Linked DNA regions of Mus musculus: region 1 is linked to region 2. Evidence: chromatin loops called from intact Hi-C (ENCODE). Cell type or tissue: gastrocnemius. All regions are shown on one strand. Links, peaks and the distances in the headings refer to the core of each region. The heading gives the core; the rest is flanking DNA.

Region 1 (5,633 bases), core at 1,932-4,431, 340 kb after region 2:
TTAAGGACAGCATTGTGTCAGCCTTGGGCTGCTGAGTGACACCCTCTCCTAGATGTCAAACTATTCATTTCACCTATCAGTGAGCATTCTGGTTTGTTTTTGGTCACTACTAATAAGGTTACAATGACTGTTTATGTTTTAAAACAACAACAATTTATACTCATGTCTGCAGAGACTAACAACTCAGTAGAAAATAGAGAAAGCAAACAAGTCACCCAGAGAGGGCCCCCCTGAAGGAAAAGGTGGGTCTCCTTGAATATGACACCAGTAAAATCTATGACAGATGTTAAATAGAGACAAAACGAATGCCATTTAAGGGCTCTGTACATTGCCACAAGGACACATTCACACGAGGGAACGTGTAGGATATCTATTGCATCAAGAGAGGGAACTGCCGTATTTGAACTGCACTCACCCCAGGCTGCGCCACACAAGACCCACCTTGGAAGCCCTGTTGGAACTGAGGCTGCCTCTTCCCACAGTGGTCTTTCTAAAATATGCCTGGGACTGTGGTCGAGCATTTAGCACTCTCAAGACACCTTAGGCTCTTCAGGCCTCTGGCTGCCATGCTTCTCCCCATGGGCGCTGGGCCTTCCTCCTCTTCTCACTGTCAGCCCTCCTCTCCTTCTGAGGTTCTGTTCAGCATTGCCTCCTGGATGTCATCTCAACTCTCCCTTAGGAGCCTGGCATCTTCACCTCATGAGCTCCGGGCCCACTCCCTGGTAGACAGGGATGGGGAGGAACGTTTGTTGAATGTCTCTCGATGGGAAGCAAACAAGAGCCCAGATATTAGCTAGAGCCTGCCAGGCCTGAGGACACATGGGCTCCCTTTGGGAATGCAGAGTAAGCTCTCTGTCCCATAATCTTGGTCTACGAAAGAATGTGTGTATTCCTTTCTGGAGTCTAAACAGGAAGAGCAGAGAACAGGCATTTATGAAGGTGCAGAAACAAAATCAAGTCTTCCCAGAGAGACTCAGAAGCTCAGAGCCCCGGTACAGAGCACAGAGACGGCGGGAGGACAGGGCTGCCGTGGCCAGCCATCCCTGCAAGCGCAGACACACCTGGAGAAAAGGTACCTGCAGTACTTTCCTGACGCCTGTGCCCTGGACAACTCACCACCTGACCCTGCCTGCCCTCGGGGGTTGGGGATGAGTTGGCACAGAGTCAATGACACAGACCCCAGGAGCAAGTGAGAAACACTGCAGCAAGCTCATCTGAGCACTGCTGCAAGCTCCTTTAGTACCCTCCACCTATGTCCCATTGGTGAGAAAGCATCTCTTCTAAACAGCAGTTCCTGATTGGCTGGCATTCTCTGTGCCAGGAATCCTTGGTCTCTCAGGCAGTCCTCAGTTAGGTTCTCCTGCAGGAGATGCTTTTGTGGCTGCGCCCCCCACCCCCACCCCCTTGGTAAGCCCGCCCATAGAGGTAACCTCACTGCTGCTGTTCCTACTACACTTTCTTGTGAATGTACAGCTATCTAAAGTTCCTGACTCCATCAGAGTCACTTGGTGTGTGCTCCCGGATTCTTGGCTGTCCACTGCCTTAGGTACATTACTCAGTGGGTAAATGTTTCAAATCATGGAAGCCATAGTGAAGCCTGGGGGATTCTCCCTTCTCCCTTCCCAAATTTATTTATACAGAGATAAAAATGAGTTCGGCTGATTGATTATAGGTTCAGGGGAGAGTCTGGTGAAATTGGTGACTCGATCAGATTGTATCCATCAAACCTCAGTATGAAACTGTGTGATGACCTGAAGTAGCTGTTCCACTCAGAATCCAGGACCAAAATTACATAAATAGCCAGGAAGAATTTGCCAGAAAACTTAATACTCTAAACCCTTCCTCTCCACCTAACCCAAATCACTGGCAAATTCCTAATTGAAAGTTAAGAGCAATTCAGTTCTGTTGTCATCATCCTTACAGATGTCTCAATGAATCAATTATTAGGGGTTTTAAATTGTCACTCACTGTCCTTATGCAGGATGCTGTTTTTAGAACCAACCAAGTCTCTTCTAGGGGAAAATACAGATACCAAATTAAGTATGCTAGGACACAGTTCCTGCCCTGATCAAGACCCAGCCCAAAGATTCCCTTCCTCAGACCTCCTCCCAGTGACACCTGGCCTCTTAGTCCCCACTGTCCCCATAAGCACTAAACTTAGCTCTTATACGACTTCCGAGCACATGACCCTCCTGTTACTTGCTTGAACATTTCTTCTAAGTTCCTGCGCCATTGGGACAAGCACATTTGCAGAGATGTATAAGAGAAAGCAATTACTAATTAGCAAAGCACTAGGGAAATTTAATCCACTTTTAACTTCATTGAGAGCCTGAACGTTTTGTTTCAAACCTTGGTTAATTACAGAGCATTAGCATTTGCTGCTGTAGAAAATAAGTCATTGACATTGTGTAAATGAGTTATCAAAGGATGTTTTTAAAGACAGGATTTCACTATGTAGGTCAGGCTGGTCTTGAACCCAAATCCTTCTATCTATCTCCGCCTCCCAATTGCTACAATTACCAGCATGCATACCCTGCCTGGATTCAAAACTAATTTTTTTATTTTTTCCCCCAAGTATATTGGAAGTTTAAAAAAATTTTTTTTAAAAAGTATTGCTACCTTTGCCAAACATTTGTTTATGTCTTATTGTTAACGTTTCTGCTTTGGTTTTATTCAAGGATGCCTTTAAGGGCAAAGATGACTTTTTCTTTTCACCGAGTCCAGAGTTTTTACTGAGTACTGTGTTTTCTCTCCTGATTCTGCTGGCTGTTTGTCTCGTTATCCTCCCGTCCTTTCCACACGGTTGATTTTTTCGAGGCTGTCTTTTTTTTCTTCCAGTGAAAATGTCTAGAAAATACTTGGAAGAAACTCCCCACTCAGCCTCTCATTTTCTCATTGGGATATCTTGCTCTCTCTCCTTTACATAAAGGAAATGGTGAAGCTGCTGAGAGAGGGAGAGGCTAAGACAGAGACATAAGGGACGGCTATTCTGCTTGGAAACCGTGCCCTGCAGCTACCACCCACAGCCCACACTCCATGTGGGATGTTGCCAGCTTGGCTCTTGGACAAGTACGCCCTACAAGGGGTGGGTGGGGGTAGGGGAACTTCTTCAGGGCAACCCCACCTCCTCCAGTGTTCACCTCTGGGCCTACGGGTGATTTGTCAGAGGCTCTGGAGTTTTTTCCTTTTCGTGAAAGACAGGAAACAGCTGTGCTGTGGTGGGGAGGCAGCTTCCTGCTAAGAGCCTTTCAGGCCATCTTAGGCATTTCCAGAACCTTAGCTCTGTGTGTCCACGGGAGAGAGTGAGGGACACAGGCTGCACCAGATAAGGAAGGCCTTCTTCTTAGGTGACTTGGCCTTTTGTTGTTTAGTTTTTGAGACAGGGTCTTACCCTGTAAAGAGGCTAGCTTTGGACTCCCAGAGATCTGCCTGCCTCCGTTTCTCAAGTCCTGGGATGAAAATTGTGTGCCACGATGTCTTATAGGTGCCTCAACCTTTCATAGAAGTAAAATTTTACACACACACCTAAAATTCTGTTATCAGAAAATGGCAGGTGTGAGAAGGGATAGGACTCCACTTTATAGGACTAGAAACCTGGAATGCACCCTGATGGCTGGCTAGCTTCATCTAGAACTTTTGCTGGCCCTGACCATCTCACCGGCATGCCAGAGAAGACAGCCCTCTCCTAGACACCTCGGCAGCTTTTCCCACATTGCTGCTTGCTCCCTACCTCCAATAAAAGAAAATGCTCTGCTACCAGGAGGCTATCTATAAAAGCATCCACTAACACACTGGCCATCCTGGTGCTTCCTGGCATAGGTGAGTGGAAGTGCATAGCCTCTACCATCTCCACACGGACACCAGAAAACAAACAAAACCCAGAAATTATCAAAATGATAAAGCCAAATAAACGAACTCCTCCTGAATGGTGGAGCAGTAGACACACTCTAAGCTCTTCAAGACAGCCCCATGGTCCCCAGAATCAGTAAAGACAGATGGACCTTATCTCCTGCACCCACATGCACCCCTGTGAGGGTTAAGTGAGCAGCATTTGCCAATAGACTATAAAGTTCCCGACCCTGGAAAAAAACAACAAGTTTTAGTTTCTGTCCTTCATCACCATATACTTCTATCATATGGAGCCAAAAATCTGGAGTTCAGGTGATACCTTGAAGCCAATGGTCAGTCTCAACAATAGAACTAAATAGCAGAAATTGTTTGATCATTTGACGACATGTACACCCAAGGAAGATACACAGATGACCAATGAGCACATAAAAAAGACCCATCCAGCATTGCTGGGGAAGTGGGAGTCAGTACTAGTGAGATACTTCACACTTCTTCACACTTCACACTTGACAGTCACTGAGCCGACTGGAACCGCAGATGATGCTTGGAGATGCGTGTGAGGTGTGTGGAGAAACCCGGAGATGCTATGGTGATGCGCTTACTTTGAAAACATTGCTGATTCCTCTAAAAATATTAGACAGCAAGTGCACGCCCGAGTAGAGGAGAGAACCGGGGCCACAAACACACATGAAATGGTACACACACCCATATCTGGATAGCATTTTAACACTAGTGTGCACACTGGTCATGAGCAGACAAAAAAGAGGCGTATCTGCCAATGGAATATTATTCTACCATAAAAACATGAGGTCTTAGATTGCTACCTCATGGATGAAGCTTAGAGGCATCAGTGAAAGAGCCAGATGCAGAAGGTCACGTGTAGGTGATGCCCAGACAGGTGACCCTGGTTCCTGGAAACTAGGACGGAAGACTTGGGGGGAAATAGTTAAGGATTATGGTTTGTGAAGTGTTGGTGATTATAATGTTCTCAAATTATGTTGTAGTTATAGCTATACATCTATTAATATCTCTAAACCACAAAAGCATCCACTTTAAAGGGAGGCTTTTATAATATAGTGTTACTACACGTCAGCCCAAGCACTATAAAATAAAGATATGAGCCAGCATGGTGCCAAACACTGGGAGAGAGAGGGCAGTAGGATCTGGGATTCAAAGTTAAACTCAACTATGTAGGAAGTTCAAGGCCAGCCTGGGCTATGCGAGACCTTGTCTCAAACGAACACAACCTCACACAACAACAACAAAAGATTATGTAGTGTATTCTAAAAATAAAAATTCAAGGGAGGTGCTCCATCCTCCATGCATTCTGGAGAACTGGCCTGCTTTCCTGCTCTTGCCTAAGGAATGTGACTGTTCCTGTCCCACAGGAGCTGAGAGGGACGGCCACAGCCTCATCTGGACGCGCAGCCTGAAGCCAAAGGGGTGAGGGTCAGAACCCATCCACTGAAAGGAGACCAGGGCCCAGATGCTCCGATGAGGCCTTCCTGTGTCTCCTTGGGGTGGGGTGGGGATGGGGGTGGGGGTGTGCAGGTCTTGGGGCTGGTGGCCTCGCATCTGAGGCTGGCTTCATGGCCTCCAGGGACCGTCATGGGCACTGTGATGCAGCACTCCGGAGCTGCTCGGTCACAATCTTCACCAGATGACATAGCACAGCTATTTATTGTGTTTCTTGGACTGATAACCAAAAACAAAATATGCAGAGTAACACTGGACTTTCTTTTCTAGCTGTTAATACTTTTCTGAGTTACCATGAGTTTGGGTGA
Region 2 (5,633 bases), core at 1,087-3,586:
TTCTTATCGCAAACACAGAGCTACCCAGAATTACACTCCCAGACATTTTTCCCGGAGAAGAAGGAATTTACACACACACACACACACACACACACACACACACACACACATTATGTGTAACAATTTAAACCTGGGTGACTGGTTAGGACACAGAGCAACTACACAGAACATGGAACAACATTCAGCCACAAGAAGGAGAGACCCATGGGCACCTCCCTTCCATTCCTAGAGGATTCTTCAAGAGGGAAAAGCTCTCCCAAAAGTAGTTCCCAAAAGGGCCCACGCTCACACAGCCCCCTTCCAGTGGTACAGTTCAACCACAGGGAGCAGGCCTGTGGGTCCCTGGGGGCAGTGGGTGTGGGAAAGGCTTTGTCTACCAAGGGCAGCTCAAGGGCTCTGGTGCCTTGCTGAGTCCACTGCTGAGATGCTGTGGTGAAAATTGGGGAGCTATTACTGTGGAGGCACCCCTCTCCCTACTTTACCTCCTTCCTCTCTCCTCCCTCACCCCCACAACTGTATGTGCTCTGCCATTATCTCAAGAGTTTAACTGAACAAGGATACTCAGAGAGTATACCCTCCCCCCTCTGAATAGTCTGGCCCGGGAACCGAACTCATCCTACTTTGGTGGCAAATTCTCCTCAGCCCCTTCTACCATGGACCTTCCTGGTATGAAGGTTGCCTGGGATTCCTCAGCCCCAACCCTCTCCTGGTCCTGTTCTGCAGCTTCGATGTGAGTCACCTGGGAACCTGCTAGAGACGGAGGCCTGAGCTCCCCCAGGCCCTCTGAGGCAGGTGGAATATGGATTTCAGTGCTCTGGGTGGCTCTCCTAGCAAGGTACCCCATGGTAAAGCACCATGTCCCCTTTGGTCATGATTGGTGTGGGAGTCAGCTACGGTCTTGTCCAAGGTCACCAGCTACTTAGGTGGCAGGGCTGGGACTAGCACAGGTCACCCCAAGAGAATGAGATCGCGTTTACCTCAAATATTTACTTGCCAGTCTTCCTGTCACAAGCCCTTGCTAGGTGGTGGGTGTGTGTGGCAGGGGTGGGGGTTGTCATTCACCAGAAGGCTCTCCGTTCATGGCCTTAGTCACAACAGAAGGCCCTGCCCCCACCTGAAGCGCCCCACTGCCCTTCAGAGAAAGGGGGGTGGGCTGAATATTTCTTTAACCTCCTGACTCGGGTTTCCCAGGTTTCCTTTATTCTCACACACCTTTCTCCTCCCTGTAAGTGCTCACTCCTGTGGCTCCCCCTCACACTGTCAGCAGTACCTACAGACATGACAGACGTGGTCCCCAGGAGATGGTGACATGCCCAGGTGTGTCCTGGATGTGACCAGGGTCTGAGCTGGGTCCCCAGTATGCCCAGATGAGTCCCTGCTGTGTCATATCTGTCTTCGGTGCACCCTTGCCCTGAGTCCTAGATGCACCCTGGGCACATGTCTCATGCATCTTCTGGCTCAACAGGGAACTTGACATGATGTCCTGTGGGTCTCCTGTACCCTATCCTTGTCCTCTGTCTTTGGCAAGTCTGCAAGGAGAACACTTGCTTCCTCAACATGTGCCTGCGGTTTCGCCTACAGACAGGGACCCTGGTCACTGTGGGCTTCCCCTCTAGATTCCTGATATCAGGAGGCTTCTTCCTGGCTACTTTCTTAAGGATAAAAATTAAAAAGTATGTGGGGGTGGCACAGGGGGACTGGGCTGGAGAGATGGCTCAGTGGTTAAAAGCACTGACTGCTCTTCCAGAGGTCCTGAGTTCAATTCCCAGTAACCACATGGTGGCTCACAACCATCTGTAATGGGATCCAATGTCCTCTTCTGGTGTGTCTGATGACAGTGACAGTGTACTTACATAAATAAAATAAATCTTTAAAAAAAATCGTATAGAAAACAACCTGGAAGCCACATACAAATGGAGTTTCTCCTGGGACTGACAGACTACCTTCTACCCCAGACTCACGTCTCAGCAGGACACAGACAAGTCCTGTCCACCTGCCAAGGCCAGGGGAGGATAGAACTGTTCCCTATGGCCTTCCCGGAGCCTTTGGTGTGCCCTTCCCTAGGGAGCAAGAAGGCAGCACCAGAGGGAGACAACTGAGCTGAACTCTAATCCGATTTGGAGCAGCTTAGGGGATTGTCTTTTTCTGGCACCTTCTGGTCACCCCTAAGGTGTCCTCAGTGACCCCAGGGCTGGGATTTAGTTAGATACTTGTCAGCCCTGGTCTCCCTGGGCCTCTCAGTGGGTTCCCAAGCACCCTGGCCAAGGCTGCATATCTCCCTTGTCCTACAAGGGCAGGGACAGGCCATAGGCCAAGGGCGTAGGGTCAAGCCTGCTTTGGCTGCTGGTGCCTTGAGAATGACTTCAGCTTATGGGTCTTAATACTTGAAGTGGACACAGGGCATCAGCAGGATGGATTTCGGGTCCTTGGAGACCGTGGTGGCCAACTCTGCCTTCATCGCTGCCCGGGGCAGTTTTGACGGAAGCAGCACACCGTCTTCCCGAGACAAGAAATATCTGGCCAAGCTCCGGTTGCCCCCACTGTCCAAGTGTGAGGGTCTCCGTGACAACCTCAGCTTGGAGTTTGAGAGCCTGTGCTCAGAGCAACCCATCGGCAAGAGGCTCTTCCAACAGTTCTTGAAGACAGACGAGAGACATGTGCCAGCTCTGGAGCTCTGGAAGGACATTGAGGACTATGACACTGCTGATGATGACCTGAGGCCACAGAAGGCACAAGCCATCCTGGCTGAGTACCTGGACCCACAGGGCACACTCTTCTGCAACTTTCTGGACCAGGGCATGGTGACAAGGGTGAAAGAAGGGCCAACTGGGAGCCAGGACGGCCTCTTCCAGCCTTTGCTCCAGGCCACAATGGAGCACTTGAGCCAGGCGCCCTTCCAGGAGTACCTAGAAAGCTTGTATTTCCTGCGGTTTCTTCAGTGGAAGTGGTTGGAAGCCCAGCCCATAGGTGAAGACTGGTTCTTGGACTTCAGGGTCCTGGGAAAGGGGGGCTTCGGGGAAGTGTCTGCCTGTCAGATGAAGGCGACTGGCAAGATGTATGCCTGCAAGAAGCTCAACAAGAAACGGCTGAAGAAGAGGAAGGGCTACCAGGTAGGGAGCCCAGCAAGCAGTAGGATGCCCTTAGGCTAGAGGAATTTCCTGCGGAGGTCTACACGGGCCTTAGCTACTGCGCATGTGTGCTGCCATTTGGACTCCCCCGACACAGGCCGCCACTGGCAGGGCTATAGTCCATCTGTACCATGCTCAGGAGCAGTTCAGAGGGAGAGCTGCAATGGAGCATGTACCTAGTTATCTAGAAACCTCTCTGTACATTCTGGCTCCTGTTGTGATTACATACAGGAGAGTGAGGCAGTCTTCCATCATCAGGTACTGTTCACAAGCGGCAGAAGCCATCTGTGATGCCGCAGTGCAGGACCACTTTTCCTGAACACAGGTTTCTAGGGGACAAGAATGAGTGGAGGACATAGGCAGGCTGCCATGTTTTCATTCCTCCTTTGATGGCGTCAGTGTCTAATTAAGGCAGGATCAGCGAAAGCAGCTTATTGTCCAGGGAACACAGCCCTCCACAGCCCGGCTGTACAGTACAGATAATGCTGTGAAACTCTTAGGGATGAATGCTAGCCCCCAGCAGGTCCCTGTTCAAATAGCAGGTGCAAGTGGAGAGGTGTCAGGCAAATCCAGGGGTCTTTACCAGGGGCCTTGGAGATGCACCTCATGGTGGTCTAATGTTGATCTTTAAATGTTGATCTTTATGGGAGAAGGGAGAGCGGGGAGAGACAGGGAGGAGTGGACGGAGGAAAAACTATGTTTAGGATGTAACGTATGACAGAAGAGAGAAAGAGGTCATGGAATGTGGAAGATAGAGTTTCTTCCTTCCTTCCTTCCTTCCTTCCTTCCTTCCTTCCTTCCTTCCTTCCTTCCTTCCTTCCTTCCTTCCTCCCTCCCTCCCTCCCTCCCTCCCTCCCTCCCTCCCTCCTTTCCTTCCTTCCTTCCTTCCTTTTCTCTTTTTCTTCTTTTCCCCCCCTTGTTTTTCAAGACAGGATGTCTCTGTGTAGACCTGGCTGTCCTGTAATCCACTCTGTAGACCAGGCTGGTCTCAAACTCATAGAGTTCCCCCTGCCTCTGCCTCCTGAGTGCTGGGATTAAAGGCGTGCGCCACCACGGCCCTGCTGAAGGTATATTTTTAGAAAATAGGGCCTTTTAGAAAAAAGGCCATGGTGACTGATTTTGTTTTGAATTTGGAACTATTCATAAAATTGGAAAATGATTTAGCTTTTTCATTTTTATTTAAAGTATCTCAATTAGGGGCTGGAGAAATGGCACAGTGGTTTAGAGCACTGACTGCTCTCCCAGAGGTCCTGAGTTCAATTCCCAGCAACCACATGGTAGCTCACAACCACCTGTAATGGGATCCAATGCCCTCTTCGGGTGTGTCTGAAGACAGCTAAAGTGTACTCACATACGTAAAATAAATAAATTAAAAATAAAGTATCTCAATTAAAAGGGACAAAACTGCATACTTAAAAAAAATAGCACCTTTAAGCTTGTGTATGGTCTCACACACCTTTAGAGGTAGAGGTGGTGGCTGGGCTTGTATGAGTACTGAACTCACACTGGGCCCACATGGAGAGTTCTAGGAGAGCCAGGGCTACACAGTGAGCCCATGTCTCAAAATGACAAACACACAAATAACTGCAGCTTTCTGGAACTGTAATTGGAGTTCTGGGCCACCCACACAGACCTGTAACCCCATATAACACTTTTCAGACTTTAGTATCCCCAGGGGACATGACCTGCGGTTCTCACATAAAGCAGGCTCTCCTGGAAGGTCAGGCTGCATTGGGAGCTGTCTGGATGCAAGCAAGAACTGGATGGTGGGGCTATGGTCGTGCAGGGGAGGGGAGGGTGGACAGGGCAGTGACAGAGATGTCCCAGTCAATGCCAAGGCTATGTCCCTGAGTGAATGCGTAGCAGATTTCAGACAGATTGCAAGCCTGTCCCGCGCTGTGCCCAGCATGCAGGCTGCTCTCCACAGTGTATTCCCGAGGACTGAAGATCACAACTCTGCTTCCAGGGCGCCATTGTTGAGAAGAGGATTCTGACTAAAGTACACAGCAGGTTCATTGTGTCTCTGGCCTATGCGTTCGAGACCAAGACGGACCTCTGTCTGGTGATGACCATCATGAACGGAGGTGACGTGAGGTAAAGGTGTCCGGACTTGGGACTGCTTTCAACTAGGGTTCACGTCTGGTGGGGTCCAGGACTTGGGGTTTGCCTGTCATTGTACACGCTTACGACTCTCCGTGATTACTGGGGACAGGCGACAGAGGGCATGTGATGTCGTAGATAGCTGTGGTGGGATACTGTAAGTCGAGAGGGCTAAGAAGTGAACATTAACAATTCCATCGGTGTCCAATGCTATAGGTCTAGAGAGCTGGATGATTGTCTAGAGGCTTGCCTAGAGTAGGAGGGTACCCACTCTGATGGCGCCTGGGCTAGCCACGCCTCACGGTGCTCAGAGGTTGGTCCTGCATTCTTAGGGATGTTAGGTTAATGGCTTTCTTTGGCTGGGTGACTTCACCACTCTTAGCTCAGTTTCCTGTTCTGTAAAAT

The links. A loop is a pair of places that touch in the nucleus more often than their neighbours do. Peaks named below come from ENCODE experiments on the same cell type or tissue, not always from the same donor. Only the 100,000 strongest peaks of a DNase experiment are listed, where the experiment ranks them.
Region 1: a loop joins it to region 2, with 2.2 times the contacts of the local background. A loop is called at or near these places in 5 of 42 quality-filtered maps.

What each region holds. Positions count from the first base shown.
Region 1 is chr8:13,737,417-13,743,049 of GRCm38, forward strand. Cfap97d2 (CFAP97 domain containing 2) reads left to right here. Exons shown (of 4, transcript NM_001101519.1): 4 at 5,238-5,633. The coding sequence ends at 5,244. All of the region lies in intron 1 of Gm46032 (a long non-coding RNA gene), which reads right to left. Among named protein-coding and RNA genes, the nearest start is that of Cdc16, 17 kb to the right of the region's middle. In gastrocnemius, for the core only: no CTCF peak of the experiment used is centred there; a DNase peak (open chromatin) is centred at 3,116; H3K27ac peaks cover 1,157 bases.
Region 2 is chr8:13,402,707-13,408,339 of GRCm38, forward strand. Grk1 (G protein-coupled receptor kinase 1) reads left to right here and starts at 2,375. Exons shown (of 7, transcript NM_011881.3): 1 at 2,375-3,110; 2 at 5,095-5,222. The coding sequence starts at 2,412. In gastrocnemius, for the core only: no CTCF peak of the experiment used is centred there; no DNase peak of the experiment used is centred there.